Regions from separate parts of the Homo sapiens genome. Here region 1 is linked to region 2. A link is an interaction called in ENCODE POLR2A ChIA-PET data of the cell type or tissue named here. Cell type or tissue: CD4-positive, alpha-beta T cell. All regions are shown on one strand. Links, peaks and the distances in the headings refer to the core of each region. The heading gives the core; the rest is flanking DNA.

What was found. Peaks named below come from ENCODE experiments on the same cell type or tissue, not always from the same donor. Only the 100,000 strongest peaks of a DNase experiment are listed, where the experiment ranks them.
Region 1: POLR2A ChIA-PET joins it to region 2 with 12 read pairs; 10 of 35 experiments call an interaction of 5 or more read pairs at or near these places.

What each region holds. Positions count from the first base shown.
Region 1 is chr11:116,830,906-116,839,745 of GRCh38, reverse strand. APOC3 (apolipoprotein C3) reads right to left here. Exons shown (of 4, transcript NM_000040.3): 4 at 6,674-6,982. The coding sequence ends at 6,862. It overlaps APOA1 (apolipoprotein A1), which reads left to right and starts at 2,124. Exons shown (of 4, transcript NM_000039.3): 1 at 2,124-2,141; 2 at 2,339-2,401; 3 at 2,589-2,745; 4 at 3,335-3,995. The coding sequence starts at 2,359. The coding sequence ends at 3,938. It also overlaps APOA1-AS. In CD4-positive, alpha-beta T cell, for the core only: CTCF peaks have their summits at 3,344 and 3,544 (motif pointing right); a DNase peak (open chromatin) is centred at 3,625; H3K4me3 peaks cover 852 bases.
Region 2 is chr11:117,137,365-117,148,170 of GRCh38, reverse strand. It overlaps PAFAH1B2 (platelet activating factor acetylhydrolase 1b catalytic subunit 2), which reads right to left and starts at 3,884. Exons shown (of 6, transcript NM_002572.4): 1 at 3,753-3,884. It also overlaps the pseudogene LOC653303. RefSeq lists enhancers at 2,625-2,804, 9,557-10,442 and a silencer at 3,355-3,674. In CD4-positive, alpha-beta T cell, for the core only: no CTCF peak of the experiment used is centred there; DNase peaks (open chromatin) are centred at 2,600, 2,910, 3,410, 3,920 and 1 weaker place; H3K4me3 peaks cover 2,340 bases; H3K27ac peaks cover 1,165 bases.

The sequences.
Region 1 (8,840 bases), core at 504-8,503, 310 kb after region 2:
AATACATTACCAGAAACTGGGATTCTAGAAAACAGAATAGTTACTGTTTACTAAGTGCTAGGTACCTTTCTAACAGTTTTGCATATATGTTCAAAGTTCATGCTTAAAACGATACAAATTTATTATCTTACAGTTATGGAGGACAGAAGTCCAAAATGGGTCATACTGGGCTAAAATCATGGTGGCAGCAGAGCTGTGCTCCTGGAGGCTGCAGGGAAAAATCCTTTGCCTTCTCCAGCTTCTAGGGAAGGGTTGCTCATGTCCCTCAGCTCATGGCCCCCTTCCAGCAGTCACGAGTCTGATCTCCACTGCCATCCTCACATCTCTTTCTCTGACTCTGAGGCCACTGCCTCCCTCTTGTATAATTAAGGACCCCTGTGATGACAATGGGCCCACCTGGAGAATCCAGGCCAACCACCCCATCTCCAGGTCCTTAATCACACTAGCAAAATCTTTTTTTGCCATGGAAGGTAGCAAAGCCACAGGTTCCAGGGATGAGGCTGTGGACATCTTTGGGGAGCGTTATTCTGCTTGCCACACAGTAACCCCTGCCATAACTCAGGGCGATGGCATATTCTATCATTATCTTCAATCAGAAACTGATGTGTGGGGAGGTGATGTATCATAACTCATCCAGGGTCAGGCAGCTGGATTTGAACCTGCCTGACCCTTAGATTTGAGGTTTTCTGGCTCCAGAATCTTCTCTGAAGTGAAAGGCATGAGGCCGACCACTCCCTGATCTGGTAAACAGAGATGTCAGCCTGGTTTCTAGTGTTAGGGAGTTTCCTGGAGTGATGGTACAGGGTACATTTCTGCCCTGCATCCCAAGTCCAGAGACTGGGTTCTAGGTCCAGCCTTTCTTCTAACTCCCTGAGAGATGACAGCCTCTGGGCAAAGTCCCTCTGTGCTCTTCAGTCTCTTCATCTGTGAGATGGTGGCATGGGGAGAGGCTGGAGTGATGTCACAGTTCCTCTCAGCCTGCATCACAGGCTCTAGGACTCAGGTCCTATCAGTAACCTGCTGGGGGAGGTCTGGGCCTTCCAGGAGAAACCTGACAAGATGGTGCTGCAAACACCAACGGACACACAGCACTTTACATTCACAGGCTGTCTCAGGGGCCTCCAACAACCCTGACCATTCTTGCCCCATTTTGCAGATAGAAAACCGAGGCTCAGAGAGATTATATAACTTGCCCACGATCTTCCTCCAGCAAGATGGAGGCCAAGTGAAATGAGAAAGCAGGTCTCCTGCCACTTCCTTTGCCCAGAGGTCTTCTCCCCACACCAGGGCTTCCCAAGGGCTGAGATCCAGTCACACCTGTGCGTGATCAAATATAAGTGTGAACAATGCAAAGGGAGACGTCTTCAATCTAAGGGGCTTCAATTCTGTAATGTAATTCTGAGATTATGCCCTTTTTTGTTAAAGCCTTTCCTTTTTGAAGTGATGGTCACTGTAGATGGTGAGGGTTTTTTGGAGGCGGACAATATCTTTACATGACAAAATTAAAAGTTGGCAGCTCCGAATTGATCTCTGGAGTGTTTTGAAATGCAAGAGGTCTCCGAAACCTCAGTCTGGGAGCCACGGAGGGCTCTCCCCTCTCCCCAGGTTTACCAGTTTGGGAGGCTTGGAGAGAGGCCTGGAGGACCTGCTGGGGACTAAAGAAGAGCACTGGTGGGAGGACAGGGCGGGGGAAGGGGGAGGGGAGTGAAGTAGTCTCCCTGGAATGCTGGTGGTGGGGGAGGCAGTCTCCTTGGTGGAGGAGTCCCAGCGTCCCTCCCCTCCCCTCCTCTGCCAACACAATGGACAATGGCAACTGCCCACACACTCCCATGGAGGGGAAGGGGATGAGTGCAGGGAACCCCGACCCCACCCGGGAGACCTGCAAGCCTGCAGACACTCCCCTCCCGCCCCCACTGAACCCTTGACCCCTGCCCTGCAGCCCCCGCAGCTTGCTGTTTGCCCACTCTATTTGCCCAGCCCCAGGGACAGAGCTGATCCTTGAACTCTTAAGTTCCACATTGCCAGGACCAGTGAGCAGCAACAGGGCCGGGGCTGGGCTTATCAGCCTCCCAGCCCAGACCCTGGCTGCAGACATAAATAGGCCCTGCAAGAGCTGGCTGCTTAGAGACTGCGAGAAGGAGGTGCGTCCTGCTGCCTGCCCCGGTCACTCTGGCTCCCCAGCTCAAGGTTCAGGCCTTGCCCCAGGCCGGGCCTCTGGGTACCTGAGGTCTTCTCCCGCTCTGTGCCCTTCTCCTCACCTGGCTGCAATGAGTGGGGGAGCACGGGGCTTCTGCATGCTGAAGGCACCCCACTCAGCCAGGCCCTTCTTCTCCTCCAGGTCCCCCACGGCCCTTCAGGATGAAAGCTGCGGTGCTGACCTTGGCCGTGCTCTTCCTGACGGGTAGGTGTCCCCTAACCTAGGGAGCCAACCATCGGGGGGCTTTCTCCCTAAATCCCCGTGGCCCACCCTCCTGGGCAGAGGCAGCAGGTTTCTCACTGGCCCCCTCTCCCCCACCTCCAAGCTTGGCCTTTCGGCTCAGATCTCAGCCCACAGCTGGCCTGATCTGGGTCTCCCCTCCCACCCTCAGGGAGCCAGGCTCGGCATTTCTGGCAGCAAGATGAACCCCCCCAGAGCCCCTGGGATCGAGTGAAGGACCTGGCCACTGTGTACGTGGATGTGCTCAAAGACAGCGGCAGAGACTATGTGTCCCAGTTTGAAGGCTCCGCCTTGGGAAAACAGCTAAAGTAAGGACCCAGCCTGGGGTTGAGGGCAGGGGTAGGGGGCAGAGGCCTGTGGGATGATGTTGAAGCCAGACTGGCCGAGTCCTCACCTAATATCTGATGAGCTGGGCCCCACAGATGGTCTGGATGGAGAAACTGGAATGGGATCTCCAGGCAGGGTCACAGCCCATGTCCCCTGCAAAGGACAGACCAGGGCTGCCCGATGCGTGATCACAGAGCCACATTGTGCCTGCAAGTGTAGCAAGCCCCTTTCCCTTCTTCACCACCTCCTCTGCTCCTGCCCAGCAAGACTGTGGGCTGTCTTCGGAGAGGAGAATGCGCTGGAGGCATAGAAGCGAGGTCCTTCAAGGGCCCACTTTGGAGACCAACGTAACTGGGCACTAGTCCCAGCTCTGTCTCCTTTTTAGCTCCTCTCTGTGCCTCGGTCCAGCTGCACAACGGGGCATGGCCTGGCGGGGCAGGGGTGTTGGTTGAGAGTGTACTGGAAATGCTAGGCCACTGCACCTCCGCGGACAGGTGTCACCCAGGGCTCACCCCTGATAGGCTGGGGCGCTGGGAGGCCAGCCCTCAACCCTTCTGTCTCACCCTCCAGCCTAAAGCTCCTTGACAACTGGGACAGCGTGACCTCCACCTTCAGCAAGCTGCGCGAACAGCTCGGCCCTGTGACCCAGGAGTTCTGGGATAACCTGGAAAAGGAGACAGAGGGCCTGAGGCAGGAGATGAGCAAGGATCTGGAGGAGGTGAAGGCCAAGGTGCAGCCCTACCTGGACGACTTCCAGAAGAAGTGGCAGGAGGAGATGGAGCTCTACCGCCAGAAGGTGGAGCCGCTGCGCGCAGAGCTCCAAGAGGGCGCGCGCCAGAAGCTGCACGAGCTGCAAGAGAAGCTGAGCCCACTGGGCGAGGAGATGCGCGACCGCGCGCGCGCCCATGTGGACGCGCTGCGCACGCATCTGGCCCCCTACAGCGACGAGCTGCGCCAGCGCTTGGCCGCGCGCCTTGAGGCTCTCAAGGAGAACGGCGGCGCCAGACTGGCCGAGTACCACGCCAAGGCCACCGAGCATCTGAGCACGCTCAGCGAGAAGGCCAAGCCCGCGCTCGAGGACCTCCGCCAAGGCCTGCTGCCCGTGCTGGAGAGCTTCAAGGTCAGCTTCCTGAGCGCTCTCGAGGAGTACACTAAGAAGCTCAACACCCAGTGAGGCGCCCGCCGCCGCCCCCCTTCCCGGTGCTCAGAATAAACGTTTCCAAAGTGGGAAGCAGCTTCTTTCTTTTGGGAGAATAGAGGGGGGTGCGGGGACATCCGGGGGAGCCCGGGTGGGGCCTTTGGCCCTGGAGCAGGGACTTCCTGCCGGATCTCAACAACTCCGTGCCCAGACTGGACGTCTTAGGGCCAAGATCGACGTTGGAGGACCTGCTGGACGCCTGGCTGCTTACGAGTGAGGGAGTAGAGTCTGCCTTAGCAAGGCTCAAGTAGAAAGGAAGTCACAGCGGACCAGGCAAAGCCACAGACAATCCAAGGCCAGGTGCCCTGAAAGGGGCTCAAACAAGGCCTGCAGCCCTGTCTGAGGCGGGCCAGGAAACAGGGTTGCTTTAGCTGGGAGCAGTGGGTTCCCCGTCCCCAGAGGTGTGTCCGTATAGAGCCTTCTCCAGCCCAGCCGCTGTCAGCGGGGCGGGACGGAGCGGGGCGGCCTCAGGGAGCCAGCCACTGGGATTGGGGTTTGGTCCCGGGTGCAAGTGAAGCGCTTGGAGTTTGCGCCTGTCCTCCTTTACTAATTCAAAAACCTCTCAAACAGACACTTCCCTTTTCTTCTCACAAGGCCAGTATCCCCCTCCCACTACTCCCATCCCGCCCAGAAACAGCCGCGGCTTCCTCAGGCACAGCAGTGGAAGCCAGTCCTCCACCCCCTGCGGCTCCATGCCATGCCACCCCCTCTTTCTGCCAGCCCTGGCAGAAGCTGGCCTGAGTAAGAAAATTCACCACCACCTCTTGCAGGTACATTTTTATTTCCAAGATGCTCTCATATCTGTGCTCTCACTGCATCCTCCCTTCCCCACATCCTGGCTAGATTGCCATCAGACGCAGAGCATGGATGAGGACACTGAAGCCTGGACCTGTGACGTCGCTTGCCCAGTGAACAGCAGGATGGGCTAGGCCGCGCTTTTTAGACCCTGCACCCCTGGCCATCCATGATTATTGAAAAGAGTGCGCGGGTCGGGTGCGGTGGCTCAAGCCTGTAATCCCAGCACTTTGGGAGGCTGAGGTGGGCGTATCACTTCAGGCCAGGAGTTTGAGACCAGCCTGGCCAATATGGTGAAACCCTGTCTCTACTAAAAATACAAAAAAAATCAGCTGGGCATGGTGGCTTGCACCCGTAATCCCAGCTACTAGGAAGGCTGAGGCAGGAGAATCGCTTGAACCTGGGAGGCAGAGGTCACAGTGAGCCGAAATCATGCCACTGCACTCCAGCCTGGGCGACGGAGCAAGACTCCAGCTAAAAAAAAAAAAAAAAAAAAAAGAGTGTGTGGCCTGGCACTCAAGTTCACATGGGTGTGCAGGCATGCCTGTGTATTCTCACATGACCTCCCTGCTCACGGTCCCTCCTTGCACTCATGTCTGAATGTCCCCGCGTGCACGCACATGGCTTCACAGATCTGGGCAGTGCCTTCCCTACCCTCTCTCTGCAGGGCCTTTTGCCCCCTCATGCAGGCCCCTGGATAATCGGCCCCATCCCCATGTCCCCATCTCCAGTGTATCTTAGCTACCCTAGGTAAAGGAGTGGGCTTTTTAGTTCCTAACCTTCCAGAGCTACAACAGCAGTCATCCAGCCAGGTCTGGGTGGGAACATTTTCTAGATACGGGTGCTGAGATCTCTCAGCCCAGAGAGAAGCCCTGGGGAATTTTCAGAGAGAAAGCAGTCTCCAGGTGGGGCTGGATGTACTGATGCCACTGAGATCTGTAAAGGAGTCCCTAACACCTGACATAGGAGTGACAAAACTGTTTTCTGCACCAACTGAGCAGAATACACGCAGCTGACCTGGGCTCAAGGTCTGGCCCTGCCACGTGCTGGCTCTGTGATGCTGGCCAAGTGCCTTCGCCTCTCCGGGCCACAGTTTTTTGATCTGAAGAGTGGAGCCCTACTCAAGCCATCTGCAGCTCTCGGGCTCTCTGACCTGACATCTTTCGGGTGGTGGGGACACAAAGGAAGCAGCCTCTATTGGGAGACCTTGTGCTTCTTTTTGGTCCCAGGACACTGCCCCCCACCACTCCAGTCCGGGTCCCAAGGGCCCAGTCAGCTCAACTGTAATCATGACAACATTGATCAAGCATCTTTACGTGCAGGTGCTGTGCCAAACGGTTCGAACGCTCTCTCATTTCAATCTCACGGCAAACCTACGGTGGAGGGGGTACGGTTGTATCCACTTTACATGTAAGAAACTGAGGCTGATATCAAGTGGTGGAGCCAAGAATAGTGCCTCGTTGCATCTTACTCCAACCTCTAGCCCATCCGGCCTCCTCCCTTCACGTGCGCCTAAGAGGGCTAGGGGGCCTGGATAGGGGAGGTCAGCTCCACAGTTTTGAGTAAACACACACAGTCTCAACTCTGATGACAACTTAAGTGCCAGGCATAGTGGCTGGCATGGGGCACACACTCAAGTCATGTTGTGCAGCACCTAACAGTTTATCAAAGTATCAGCAAACTTATTGTCCTGTTTGACCTTCCGCACAAAGCTGTCAAGGAAGGCAGGGTACGGAGGGTGATTCCTACCTTAGAGATGAAGAAACTGAGGCCCAGAGACTGCCCAGCTACCAGAAGGTGGATAGAGCGCTGGCCTCCATGCCTGCCTGACCTGGAGTCTGTCCAGTGCCCACCCACAGAACAGCCTCGGCCCTTTCCCATGCCCAGACACAGATGGCACACTTGCGACGGCCCACTCATAGCAGCTTCTTGTCCAGCTTTATTGGGAGGCCAGCATGCCTGGAGGGGGGCCAGGCATGAGGTGGGGTAGGAGAGCACTGAGAATACTGTCCCTTTTAAGCAACCTACAGGGGCAGCCCTGGAGATTGCAGGACCCAAGGAGCTCGCAGGATGGATAGGCAGGTGGACTTGGGGTATTGAGGTCTCAGGCAGCCACGGCTGAAGTTGGTCTGACCTCAGGGTCCAAATCCCAGAACTCAGAGAACTTGTCCTTAACGGTGCTCCAGTAGTCTTTCAGGGAACTGAAGCCATCGGTCACCCAGCCCCTAAATCAGTCAGGGGAAGCAACAGAGCAGGGCATGAGAACTCCTCTGTAGGCAACCATGGGACCCACACCCATGTCCCCACTGGACGACACCAGTCAGGACCACACCACCCTCTCAACTTCACTGGACGACAGCCCTGAGACCTCAGGCAGGAATCCCCCACAGCTGCCACCCTGGGAGAAGAGATATCCTTGCAGGAACCCCAGCACAAGTCAAACCCTGCCATCTCCAGGTCACCTCAGATGTTTATGCCCCTGGGCCTGAGGCACAAAGTGACAGGGTGGGGAGATGTGAAAGGTCAAGGCTGTCATTGTTTTCTGTGCAAACAGCACCGCCTGGAGTTGCACAACCTGGTGGCTCTGAGCAGGGTAGGACAGAGGGAGGCAGCCTCTCATTTGGAAAGTCATTGGAGGATTGATTAGTTGTGTGATCTGGGGCAGGTCACCTAATCGCTCTGAGCCTCAATTTTCTCATCTGCAAAGTGAGAAAATAACACCTACCCCAAAGCCGGTTCTGGGGACTAAGAATGTTTATGAACACCTCTGCTATGCCAGCTAATGCCAGTCAGGGTGAGGTGGAGAAGGGAGTAGGGGAGAGGAGAGTACTGATGGGCAGGGGCAGGATGGGAGAGGAAGGACACACTTCTGCTCACACTGGCCCCAGGTCTTAGAACAAAGCAGAAGCACTCACGGGCTTGAATTGGGTCAGGTGGGGCCTCCCAAGGCAAACCCCTAGCCCAGGGGTCCCCAACCCCCAAGTCATAGATAGGTACTGGTCCATGGACTGTTAGGAGCCGGGCTGCACAGCACGAAGTGAGTGGTGGGTGAGTGAGCAATACCGCCTGAGCTCCGCCTCCTGTCAGATCAAGTGGCCTTACATTCTCATAGGAGTGTGAACCCTATTGTGAACTGCACATGCCAGGGATCTAGGTGGAGGGCTCCTTATGAGAATCTAATGCCTGATGATCTGAGGTGGAACAGCTTCATCCCAAAACCATCCCCGCTGGCCCATGGAAAAATTGTCCACCACAAAACTGGTCCCTGGTGCCAAAAAGGCTGAGGACCACTGCTCTAGCCAGACCTTCAGAAAAGGAAAATGGGGCCAGGCGCAGTGGCTCATGCCTGTAATCCCAGCACTTTGGGAGGCCGAGGCAGGAGGATCCCCTGAGGTCAGGAATTCAAGACCAACCTGGCCAACATGGTGAAACCCCATCTCTGCTAAAAATACAAAAATTAGCTGGGTGTGGTGGCGCGTGCCTGTAATCCCAGCTACTTGGGAGGCTGAGGCAGGAGAATGGGTTGAACCCGGGAGACGGAGGTTGCAGTGAGCCGAGATGGCACCACTGCACTCCAGCCTAGGTGACAGAGGGAGACTCCATTAAAAAAAAAAGAAGAAGAAAGAAAGAGAGAAAGGAAGAGAGGGAAAGAAAGAAAAAGGAAAGAAAGAAAGAAAGAGAAAGAAAGGAAAGAAAGAAAGAAAGGAAAGAAAGAAAGGAAAGAAAGAAAGGAAAGAAAGAAAGAAAGAAAGAAAGAAAGAAAGAAAGAAAGAAAGAAAGAAAGAAAGAAAGAAAGAAATAGAAAGAGAAAGAAAGGGAAAGGAAAGGAAAATGGAAATGAGGGCTAAAACGGCACGCCCTAGGACTGCTCCGGGGAGAAAGGAGGGACCTGGGAGGAATGCAGTCTCAACTCTGTCATCTCTCCCGCAGCAGCCTGACAAAGGCCCTGTGAGGAAAGAGGAGGCTGAAGAGGCACAGGCCCAGGGGAGGCTGGAGCACCTCCATTCCATTGTTGGGATCTCACCAGGGCAGGGGCGGGTGGGAATGGAGGCAGCTGGCAGGGGGGATGGGGAGGGAGGCCAG
Region 2 (10,806 bases), core at 1-8,000:
CTGAGGCATGAGAATCTCTTGAACCCAGGAGGTGGAGGTTGCAGTGAGCAGAGATCACACCACTGCACCCCACTCTGGGTGACAGAGCAAGACTCCATCTAAAAAAAAAAAAAAGAAAAAAAAAAGAAAAAAGATAAATTCTAATTCTAATTTACTAAGTTGTTTCACTTATACTTTCTACTACCCAAATTTAATGGCATTCTGATACCCTGAGCAAAACACTTCCATCTCAACCCTAAATTTCTTCATGGGAAAATAAAAAAAGCATACACATAGAGAAACCGAGGAACAAAATGTCACTTATCTGAAGCTACAAGGCAGGAAGAACTGGGAGGTCACAAAATATTCCTAATTACACAGTCTTTTTGTCTATAGCTATGAATACAAGGTGATCCTTCTTCCCCTACAATGGCAAAGTATCTGAGCAGAAATGTGTTTCTTTGTGTCTTCTGACTCTGATTTTGTATTATTTTGTCAATCAAAATCTTATTACAAAGCAGCTTTCAGTTTTACTGATGCCCATGGCTTGGTAACATTTTTAAACACCAGGAAAAGAAAAACTGAGCCACAAACTCACACAATCTCCTCTTTAAGAACAAAGCTGGAAATGCACAACCTAGAAGACTATGCATATAGAGGATTAAAACAATTTGGAAATCAGAGAAACTGTTGTGGCTGGGTACAGTGTCTCATGCCTGTAATCCCAGCACTTTGGGACACTAAGGCAGGTGGACTGCTTGAGCCCAGGAGTTTGAGACCAGCCTGGGTAACATGGTGAAACTGTGTCTCTACAAAAACCACAACAATTAGCTGGGGGTGGTGGTGCGCCACTGCACTCCAGCCTCAGGGACAGAGCAAGACCCTGTCTCAAAAATAAAAATTAAACTGGCTTTTCTTTTTTTGAGACAGAGTTTCGCTCCCGTTGCCCAGACTGGAGTACAACGGCGCGACCTTGGCTCACTGCAACCTCCGCCTCTCGGGTTCAAGCAATTCTCCCGTCTCAGCATCCCGAGTACTGGGATTACAGGTGCCTGCCACCATGCCCAGCTAATTTTTGTATTTTTAGTGAAGACGGGGTTTCATCATATTGGTCAGGGTGGTCTCGAACTCCTGACATCAGGTGATCCGCCCACCTTGGCTTCCCAAAGTGCTGGGATTACAGGCGTGAGCCACCACGCCCGGCCGGCTTTTTTTTTGTTTTTTTTGAGATAGGGCTTCACTCTGATGCCCAGACTGAAGCACAGTGGAGAAATCATGGCTCACTGCAGTTTCCGCCTCCTGCACTCAAGCGATCCTCCCGAATAGCTGCCTGACCTTTTTTTTTTTTTTTTCCAATAGATGGGGATCTCACCATATTGTTCAGGCTGATCTTGAACTCCTAGGCTCAAGTGATCCTGCTGCCTTGGCCTCCCAAAGTGCTGGAATTACAGGAATGAGTCACAGCACCCAGCCGGCTGTGTTTTGTTTTTTGTTTTTTACCCCGACAGGGTCTCAGTCAGTCGTTAGCTGGAGTGAAGTGGCGTAACACAGCTCACTGCAGCCTTGATCTCCTGGGCTCAAGTGATCCTCCCATTTCTTCCTTCCAGAGTAACTGGTACTGCAGGCCCACGCCACCACACATGGCTAATTTTTAAATTTCGTAGAGACGAGGTCTTGCCATGTTGCTCAGGCTCCAGCTGTTGTATTCTTTCCAATTGAAACGAAGAATTATCTGCTCTTATGGACACATAAAATAAGAACGAACTAAGAGCTACCCAGTGGTAAGACGCAAACTTCTGAGTGACTTTGGGTTTCCTGCGCCTGTTATCCCAGCACTTTGGGAGGCCGAGGCGGGTGGATCACTTGAGGTCGGGAGTTCAAGACCTGCCTGGCCAACGTGGCGAAACCCCGTCTCTACTAAAAAAAAAAAATACAAAATTAGCTGGGTGTGGTGGCACATGCCTATAAGCTTGAACCGGGAGGCAGAGGTTGTAGTGAGTAGAGATCGCGCCACTGCACTCCAGCCTGGGCGACAGACTGAGACTCCGTCACACACACAAAAAAAAAAAAAAAAAAAGAAAGAAAGACCAAGCAGAATGCAAATAAAAGGTCTGAAGAACAAGTTTTGTTAATTTGCCACAACAGACTGTACTCCAGGGGAAGCTTTGTTGTCCATTAAAGTGAGTTCTCTGGGAAGACGAGGAGTAACCGACTTGCACGATTTTCCTGCCTTTTCTATATTCTCTACTTACTATGACAATACAGCACTAGAATTTCCAAGTGCTTATACCAGCATAGTGCAATGTATTTAATGAGAAACCACGTCCAACAACAAAGCGTTATAACTTCTCCAGCTGAGTTAGATGTTTTAGTCTGAACCAGGAAAACAGATGAAGAAAGTTGAACCAAGAATTAAAAGATTTAGAGTTTCCACTCAGACCTAAGACTCTCCACTTTGTTTCAGAGGGAGTGGGTATGGTTATTCTGAAGAAGAAGGCGGCCCTTATCCTGAATGCCCGGTAGCCTCCGTGGGCTGGTGGGTGGTTCCTCCGGTCCAGCACCTCCATAATTTATGATCAAATGCCCAAGCCAACAAACTAATCCTCCCCTTCTCCCCCACAAGGAGGCAACCTTTATGTCAGAACAATGTGCCCAGAAGAAGCCAAAGACACAAGGCACATCCAAGGCAAAGACAATCTTAATTAAGCACTTTCTCCTTCCACTTTCTCCACACCTTTACCCCCGGCCCAACCCCTTCCCATAATTTCAAGCTGTACAAAATGAGGTCCTAGGGTGGATCCGGGTGGTCTTTCCTTTCTCTACGGGTAAGCTCTACAAAGAGGCGAAAGCTCCGAGTGTTAGTTCTTGTTTGTGTATAAATTCTGAAAAGCAACGCTGGCCTGCGAGCTATGAAAAGCAGAAGCATGAGTCACCACGCAACGGGTCAATCAAACCTGTAGACCAGAAGGCACGGATCTGGCAAACGGACGGTGAGCCAGGAAAAAAACATCCCCCCAAACCTCTCCGCTGACAGGTTTATCTAGCTGGCTGACCTTGGGCAGGTCACCAGCCGCTCCGAGCACATTCATGTCTAAGATGAGATGGGGGCTGGAAAGCCTTCCAAGAAATAATCCCTTCCGAGTGGTGACGGTCTATGCAACTTTTGAATAAACACATCCTAAGAGGCAACGGAGAAGTTTCTAAAGAGTTGAAATTTTTCAACAAAAGGAGGAGGGAAAAGTGCTCGGTAAAAACACAACGGAGTAACTGGTTTTGGCCTCCGACCAGACGCGAGGGGAGAGAAGAGTGAGAAGTTAGACCCCTGTGATAAAGGGAAAAGGCAGCAGCGGAGACCCGGGCAGGAGCTGCAGCGCCCAGCCGGGGCGAGCTGGGGTGCGCAAGGCCTACCGCGGGTGGGCCCGGCAGGGCAGGGCAGGGCAGGGCGGGGCGGGGCGCCCGCCGCGCTACCCTCCTGGGAAAGGCCGTGGAGGCGCCGGCCGGCGGCTGAGGAGAAACGCCAGCTTTCGGTATGGAATATCGGGAAAGGGCTCTCAGAGCGAAAACTAGCTGCGCCGGCTGCTGGGAAGCCGACGCTGGGCCCGCAGAGAAGGCGCGCGCTCGCGAGGCCCCCCCCAAGTGGATGGGGCGGCGTGGGGGGAGGGGCCGCAAGGGTGGGGGAGGGGAGGTCGCGGGCCTCTCACAATAACACCTCGCAGCCCCTTCCGACCCCCGCCTCTAAGCCACCGGTTCCCTGCGACCCTGGATGCACTCACTGAAGTAGAGGGTCCGTGCGGGCCCCAAGCGGCTGAGGCGTCGGCGGGTGGCGCGTCGGTCGCTCGCTCGGTCCCGTCGGTCCCGCTCCGGCGCGTCCCTCCTCCGGCCCCAGCACCAGCAGCAGCTCCTCCACTTCCGGTTCCCCTGCCACTCAGCCAAATGGCTTCCGGAAGTCCCGCCCCCATCCTGCCACGCCTCAGCGTGGTTCCTCTCTCCCCGCCTTCGCTCTCCCGGGCGCTGGCGGCGTGCGCCCAGGTGTCCCGCCACACCCCGTTGGGTACCCTGCTTTGTTCTCGCGGTTACCCCCATTTTGTGTGGCGTCTGAGGGACATGGGCTTCTCTCTTTACTCCAGCTGCATCTCTCAATCCTGCGTTCGTGCCACCGCAGTGTGGAGCTGGCATTCGGGACGATGTGGCGTGAAGTCACACTGACGCCATTCCCTTCACACTCAGCCAACTTGGCTTCCTCTTCCACCCATGGAATAAACCAGACTGCTGAAAGTGGGAGGGAAATAGCGGACCAAGGTTAAGGAGGCAGTACCTGACATTTATTAGTGGAATTTCTGTTTCTATGATGAATGTGGAGATTTTGGGTGACCGCCTGTAAAGGTGATACATAGGGGGATGACGAACCCCAGGCTTTTCCTTAAAAGATACATCCAGTTTAGGGGAAGACATACATATACAAAGTCAATATTGAAAAGATTATATGCTAAATAAATGCAGGATCTATAAAAGTAGAGAGGAGGGGCAAGAGATGTGCTCAAGCTTATAGCAGCGCAACGGTTGCTGGAGCAGTGCCCTGAACTGGCCCTTTAAGGATCTCAGCTCTATGCTGGTGAATAGGCAGAGCCTTCCAGGGCTCTTAAACTGATGCGGGGGTGGGGGTTGATTTTGCTGACAAAACCTGTTAAGAATACTGTAAAATCCTGGGAGCCTAAAATGTCAAGATATGTCAAGTAATTTTTCTTTTTTTTTTTTTTTTTTATTCAAGTTCTAGGGTACATGTGCACAACGTGCAGGTTTGTTACATAGGTATACGTGTGCCATGTTGGTTTGCTGCACCCATCAACTCGTCATTTACATTCCGTATTTCTCCTAATGCTATCCCTCCCCCAGCCCCGCAGTCCCCGACAGGCCCCCGTGTGTGATGTTCCCCGCCCTTTGTCCAAGTGTTCTCAGTGTTCAATTCCCACCTATGAGAACATGCGGTGTTTGGTTTTCTGTCCTTGTGATAGTTTGCTGAGAATGATGGTTTCCAGTTTCGTCCATGTCCCTGCAAAGGATATGAACTCATCCTTTTTACAGCTGCATAGTATTTCGTGGTGTATATGTGCCACATTTTCTTAATCCAGTCTATCATTGATGGACATTTGGGTTGGTTCCAAGTCTTTGCTATTGTGAATAGTGCCACAATAAACATACGTGTGCATGTATCTTTATAGCAGCATGATTTATAATCCTTTGGGTATATACCCAGTAATGGGATGGCTGGGTCAAATGGTATTTCTAGTTCTAGATCCTTGAGGAATCGCCACACTGTCTTTCACAATGGTTGAATTAATTTACACTCCCTCCAACAGTGTAAAAGTGTTCCTCTTTCTCCACATCCTCTCCAGCATCTGTTGTTTCCTGACTTTTTAATGATCGCCATTCTAACTGGCATGAGATGGTATCTCATTGTGGTTTTGATTTGCATTTCTCTGATGACCAGTGATGATGAGCATTTTTTCATGTGTCTGTTGGTTGCATAAATGTCTTCTTTTGAGAAGTGTCTGTTCATATCCTTTGCCCACTTTTTGATGGGGTTGTTTGTTTTTTTTCTTGTAAATTTGTTTAAGTTCTTTGTAGATTCTGGATATTAGCCCTTTGTCAGATGGGTAGATTGCAAAAATTTTCTCCCATTCTGTAGGTTGCCTGTTCGCTCTGATGGTAGTTTCTTTTGCCATGCAGAAGCTCTTTAGTTTAATTATATCCCATTTGTCTATTCTGGCTTTTGTTGCCATTGCTTGTGGTGTTTTAGTCAGGAAGTCTTTGCCCATGCCTATGTCCTGAATGGTATTGCCTATGTTTTCTTCTAGGGTTTTTATGGTTTTAGGTCTAACATTTAAGTCTTTACTCCATCTTGAATTAATTTTTGTATAAGGTGTAAGGAAGGGATCCAGTTTCAGCTTTCTACATATGGCTAGCCAGTTTTCCTGGCACCATTTATTAAATAGGGAATCCTTTCCCCATTTCTTGTTTTTGTCAATTTGTCAAAGAGCAGATGGTTGTAGATGTGTGGTGTTATTTCTGAGGCCTCTGTTCTGTTCTGTTGGTCTATATATCTGTTTTGGTGCTAGTACCATGCCGTTTTGGTTACTGTAGCCTTGTAGTATAGTTTGAAGTCAGGTAGCGTGGTGCCTCCAGCTTTGTTCTTTTTGCTTAGGATTGTCTTGGCAATGCGGGCTCTTTTTTGGTTCCATATGAAGTTTAAAGTAGTTTTTTCCAATTCTGTGAAGAAAGTCTTTGGTAGCTTGATGGGGATGGCATTGAATCTATAAATTACCTTGGGCAGTATGGCCATTTTCACAATACTGATTCTTCCTATCCATGAGCATGGAATGTTCTTCCATTTGTTTGTGTCCTCTTTTATTTCACTGAGCAGTGGTTTGTAGTTCTCCTTGACGAGGTCCTTCACATCCCTTGTAAGTTGGATTCCTAGGTATTTTATTCTCTTTGTAGCAATTGTGAATGGGAGTTCACTCATGATTTGGCTCTCTGTTATTGTCTGTTATTGGTGTATAGGAGTGCTTGTGATTTTTGCACATTGATTTTGTATCCTGAGACTTTGCTGAAGTTGCTTATCAGCTTAAGGAGATCTTGGGCTGAGACAATGGGGTTTTCTAAATATACAATCATGTCATCTGCAAACAGGGAAAATTTGACTTCCTCTTTTCCTAATTGAATACCCTTTATTTCTTTCTCTTGCCTGATTGCCCTGGCCAGAACCTCCAACACTATGTTGAATAGGAGTGGTGAGAGAGGGCATCCTTGTCTTGTGCTGGTTTTCAAAGGGAATGCTTCCCGTTTTTGCCCATTCAGTATGATATTGGCTGTGGGTTTGTCATAAATAGCTCTTACTATTTTGAGATACGTTCCATCAATACCTAGTTTATTGCGAGCTTTTAGCATGAAGGGCTGCTGAATTTTGTCGAAGGCCTTTTCTGCATTGATATAATCATGTGGTTTTTGTCATTGGTTTTGTTTATGTGATGGATTACGTTTATCAATTTGTGTATGTTGAACCAGCCTTGCATCCCAGGGATGAACCCAACTTGATTGTGGTGGATAAGCTTTTTGATGTGCCACTGGATTCGGTTTGCCAGTATTTTATTGAGAATTTTCACATCAATGTTCATCAGGCGTATTGGCCTAAAATTCTCTTTTTTGTTATGTCTCTGCCGGGCATTAGTATCAGGATGATGCTGGCCTCATAAAATGAGTTAGGGAGTCTCTTTTTTTCTATTGATTGGAATAGTTTCAGAAGGAATGGTACCAGCTCCTCTTTGTAGCTCTAATAGAATTCGGCTGTGAATCTGTCTGGTCCTGGATTTTTTTTTGGTTGGTAGGCTATTAATTATTGTCTCAATTTCAGAGCCTGTTATTGGTCTATTCAGAGATTCAACTTCTTCCTGGTTTAGTCTTGGGAAGGTGTATGTGTCCAGGAATTTATCCATTTCTTCTAGATTTTCTAGTTTATTTGCGTAGAGGTGTTTATATCATTCTCTGGCGGTAGTTTGTATTTTTGTGGGATTGGTGGTGATATCCCCTTTATCATCTTTTATTGCATCTATTTGATTATTCTCTCTTTTCTTCTTTATTAGTCTTGCCAGCGGTCTATCAATTTTGTTGATCTTTTCAAAACACCAGCTCCTGGATTCATTGATTTTTTGAAGGGTTTTTTGTGTCTCTATCTCCTTCAGTTCTGCTCTGATCTTAGTTATTTCTTGCCTTCTGCTAGCTTTTGAATGTATTTGCTCTTGCTTCTCTAGTTCTTTTAATTGTGATGTTAGGGTGTTGATTTTAGATCTTTCCTGCCTTCTCTTGTGGGCATTTAGTGCTGTAAATTTCCCTCTATGCACTGCTTTAAATATGTCCCAGAGATTCTGGTACGTTGTGTCTTTGTTCTCATTGCTTTCAAAGAACATCATTATTTCTGCCTTCATTTTATTATTTACCCAGTAGTCATTCAGGAGCAGGTTGTTCAGTTTCCATGTAATTGTGCGGTTTTGAGTGAGTTTCTTAATCCTGAGTTCTAATTTGATTGCACTGTGGTCTGAGAGACAGTTTGTTGTGATTTATGTTATTTTACATTTGCTGAAGAGTGCTTTACTTCCAATTATGTGGTCCATTTTAGAATAAGTGTGATGTGGTGCTGAGAAGAGTGTATATTCTGTTGATTTGGGGTGGAGAGTTCTGTAGATGTCTATTAGGTCTGCTTGGTGCAGAGCTGAGTTCAAGTCCTGGATATCCTTGTTAACCTTCTGTCTTGTTGATCTGTTTAATATTGTATGTCAAGTAATTTTTCAAGTAACTTGTGCTGTCAAGTGGCACTAAGTGTGTATTACTTTAGGCATATATAATCCAAGATAATTTTGTCCTCATATAAAATGATGTTTACATTGCGAATTTACCTTGGAATTCTCTTGGAGCTGCTCACACAGTATACGGCATACCTGTAGGTGCTCAGTAAATATTTGTTGTTCTGAGGGTTTTCTTAGAAAGAATTCACGTTTAGAGAACTCAAATGATGGTATTAAAGAGGCAGCCCAGCCAGGAGCGGTGGCTCACACCTGTAATCCCAGCACTTTGGGAGGCCAAGGCTGGCGGATCACCTGAGGTCCAGAGTTTGAGACCAGCCTGACCAACATGGAGAAACTACGTCTGTTCTAAAAATACAACATTAGCTGGGCGTGGTGGCACATGCCTGTAATCCCAGCTACTTCGGAGGTTGAGGCAGGAGAATCGTTTGAACCTGGAAGGCAAAAGTTGCAGTGAGCCGAGATCCACCATTGCTCTCCAGCCTAAGCAAGAAGAGCGAAACTTCACCTCAAAAAAAAAGAGGCGCCCGGGCGCAGTGGCTCACGCAAGTAATTCCAGCACTTTGGGAGGCCAAGGTGGGCAGATCAAGAGGTCAGATCAAGAGGAGATTGAGACTGTCCTGGCTAACACGGTGAAACCCCGTCTCTACTAAAAAATACAAAAAATTAGCCAGGCGTTGTGGCGGGTGCCTGTAGTCCCAGCTACTCTGGAGGCTGAGGCAGGAGAATGGCACGAACCCGGGAGGCGGAGCTTGCAGTAAGCCGAGATCACGCCACTGCACTCCAGCCTGGGCGACAGAGTGAGACTCCATCTCAAAAAAAAAAAAAAAAATGACACAGAACACAAAAGCTTGCCCAAGATCACGCCACTGCACTCCAGCCTGGGGGACAGATCGAGACTATGTCTCAAAAAAAAAAAAAAAAAAAAAGAGAGGCAGCCCATTTCCAGGCGGATAGTGTTAAGGGGAAAAAAAAAGAGGATGGAGGCCAACCCAAAGGGGGCGCCAATCCCCTGTCCAACACCTTCTCACCAAAAGCTCCCGTTTGGCTGGAGGCAGACCCTGTGGCTCTGACCAGACTTCTCTGGCAGCAATCCTCCGCCATTTGTATCTTAAGAAGGCCCTCACCCTCTTTGAGTGGAGTCAGAGGATGCCTCAGATTCCAGATGTAAGCATCAGAACTGCTTTCTGTCAAGAGCTCCCTAATTTTGGGAAAGAAGAGCCTGTCCCACACTGTCAGGCCCTGAGGTCAGCAGATCTGCTCCTCCTTCCCGTGCGGTACGTCTAGGTGCTGATGAGGGCAGTCCAGGGCGCTCTTGTTCTGGGACAGGCTCCAGTCCCCTTGCTCCAGCAGGTCTGGGGCAAGGAGGTCAGAGGTGGTGGGAGGGCCCCTGCTCTCTGTTTCCACTTCGTCTGGATCCTTGCTGCTGCAAAGTGGCACTGATTCTAGCTCTGTCCCTTCCTCCTTGGCTTTCTGGCTTCGATAGGGCCAGTGGCAGGGTCCACTCATACAAACTTGATTGGAAGCCACATTCCTCTGGTTCACATATACTTCCAGCATGTAGTAAACGGTCCAGAAGACGGTGAAACAGCCTACCAGCACCAAGGTCTGGGGCCGAGGCAAGCACCTACGTGAGGCACTGTTTCCCGAAGCCTACAGCCTTTCTCAGTCCAGGACAATGAGCTCAGAAAGTCTTTTTCCTTCTAGGGACTGCCTTTTTCACCCAAACTGTTCCCTCTGCCCCCTCCCCCGACAAGGCCTGTCCTGTAAGAGTTAGGCTAGCAGGGTAGGAGCAATGCTATGAAACCACTGCTGGGACCCAGGTCTTCCCAGTCCTTCACCCCGCAGGTCACCCTGAGAAACACACTAAGAACTCCATCCCCCAGACAGGACAGTCCCATCTACCCGCAGCTTGAGTCTTGGCCCTAGTACCTTGAGGGTGTTGGGGGTGATGGTGTAACCATCTTCCTCAGGAATTTTCAGCCCCGGTGGGCAGGGCAGGGCGAAGTCATCGTGCAGGTATTTTCCACTCATGGCACTCTCTAACAGCCTGTGGAGAAGAAAAGAGGTGAGGATGCCCCACTGACTATGGTTCCTATACCATCTGCCCTCACCCATTTTCCTGCCTTACAGGTGAAGACAGGGAAGCCCCACAGCAAAAAGGAGAGGCCCAGACTGTGAGTTCCCAGCCCGGGGCTCCATCTACCAGCTTGACGCTGGAACTGGGAAGCACAGCTGGGGTTCAGAGGGCGATGGGCTCCCTAGGCAGCCCTTCCCCTGTGACTGGCCTTCCCTCTGACACATGCGGCTTTACCCACCTTTGTCTGTCCCTGATGTCTACTGCACTCCACACAGAGCCATATAGGGTCAGCTGCCATTGCCGGAGGATGCCGACCTGGAATGACTCATCCCCTAGGGCAGCAAGGGGCAGCTCGTGAGCCACGCCCCTCTGTCAGCCATGCCAGACAGC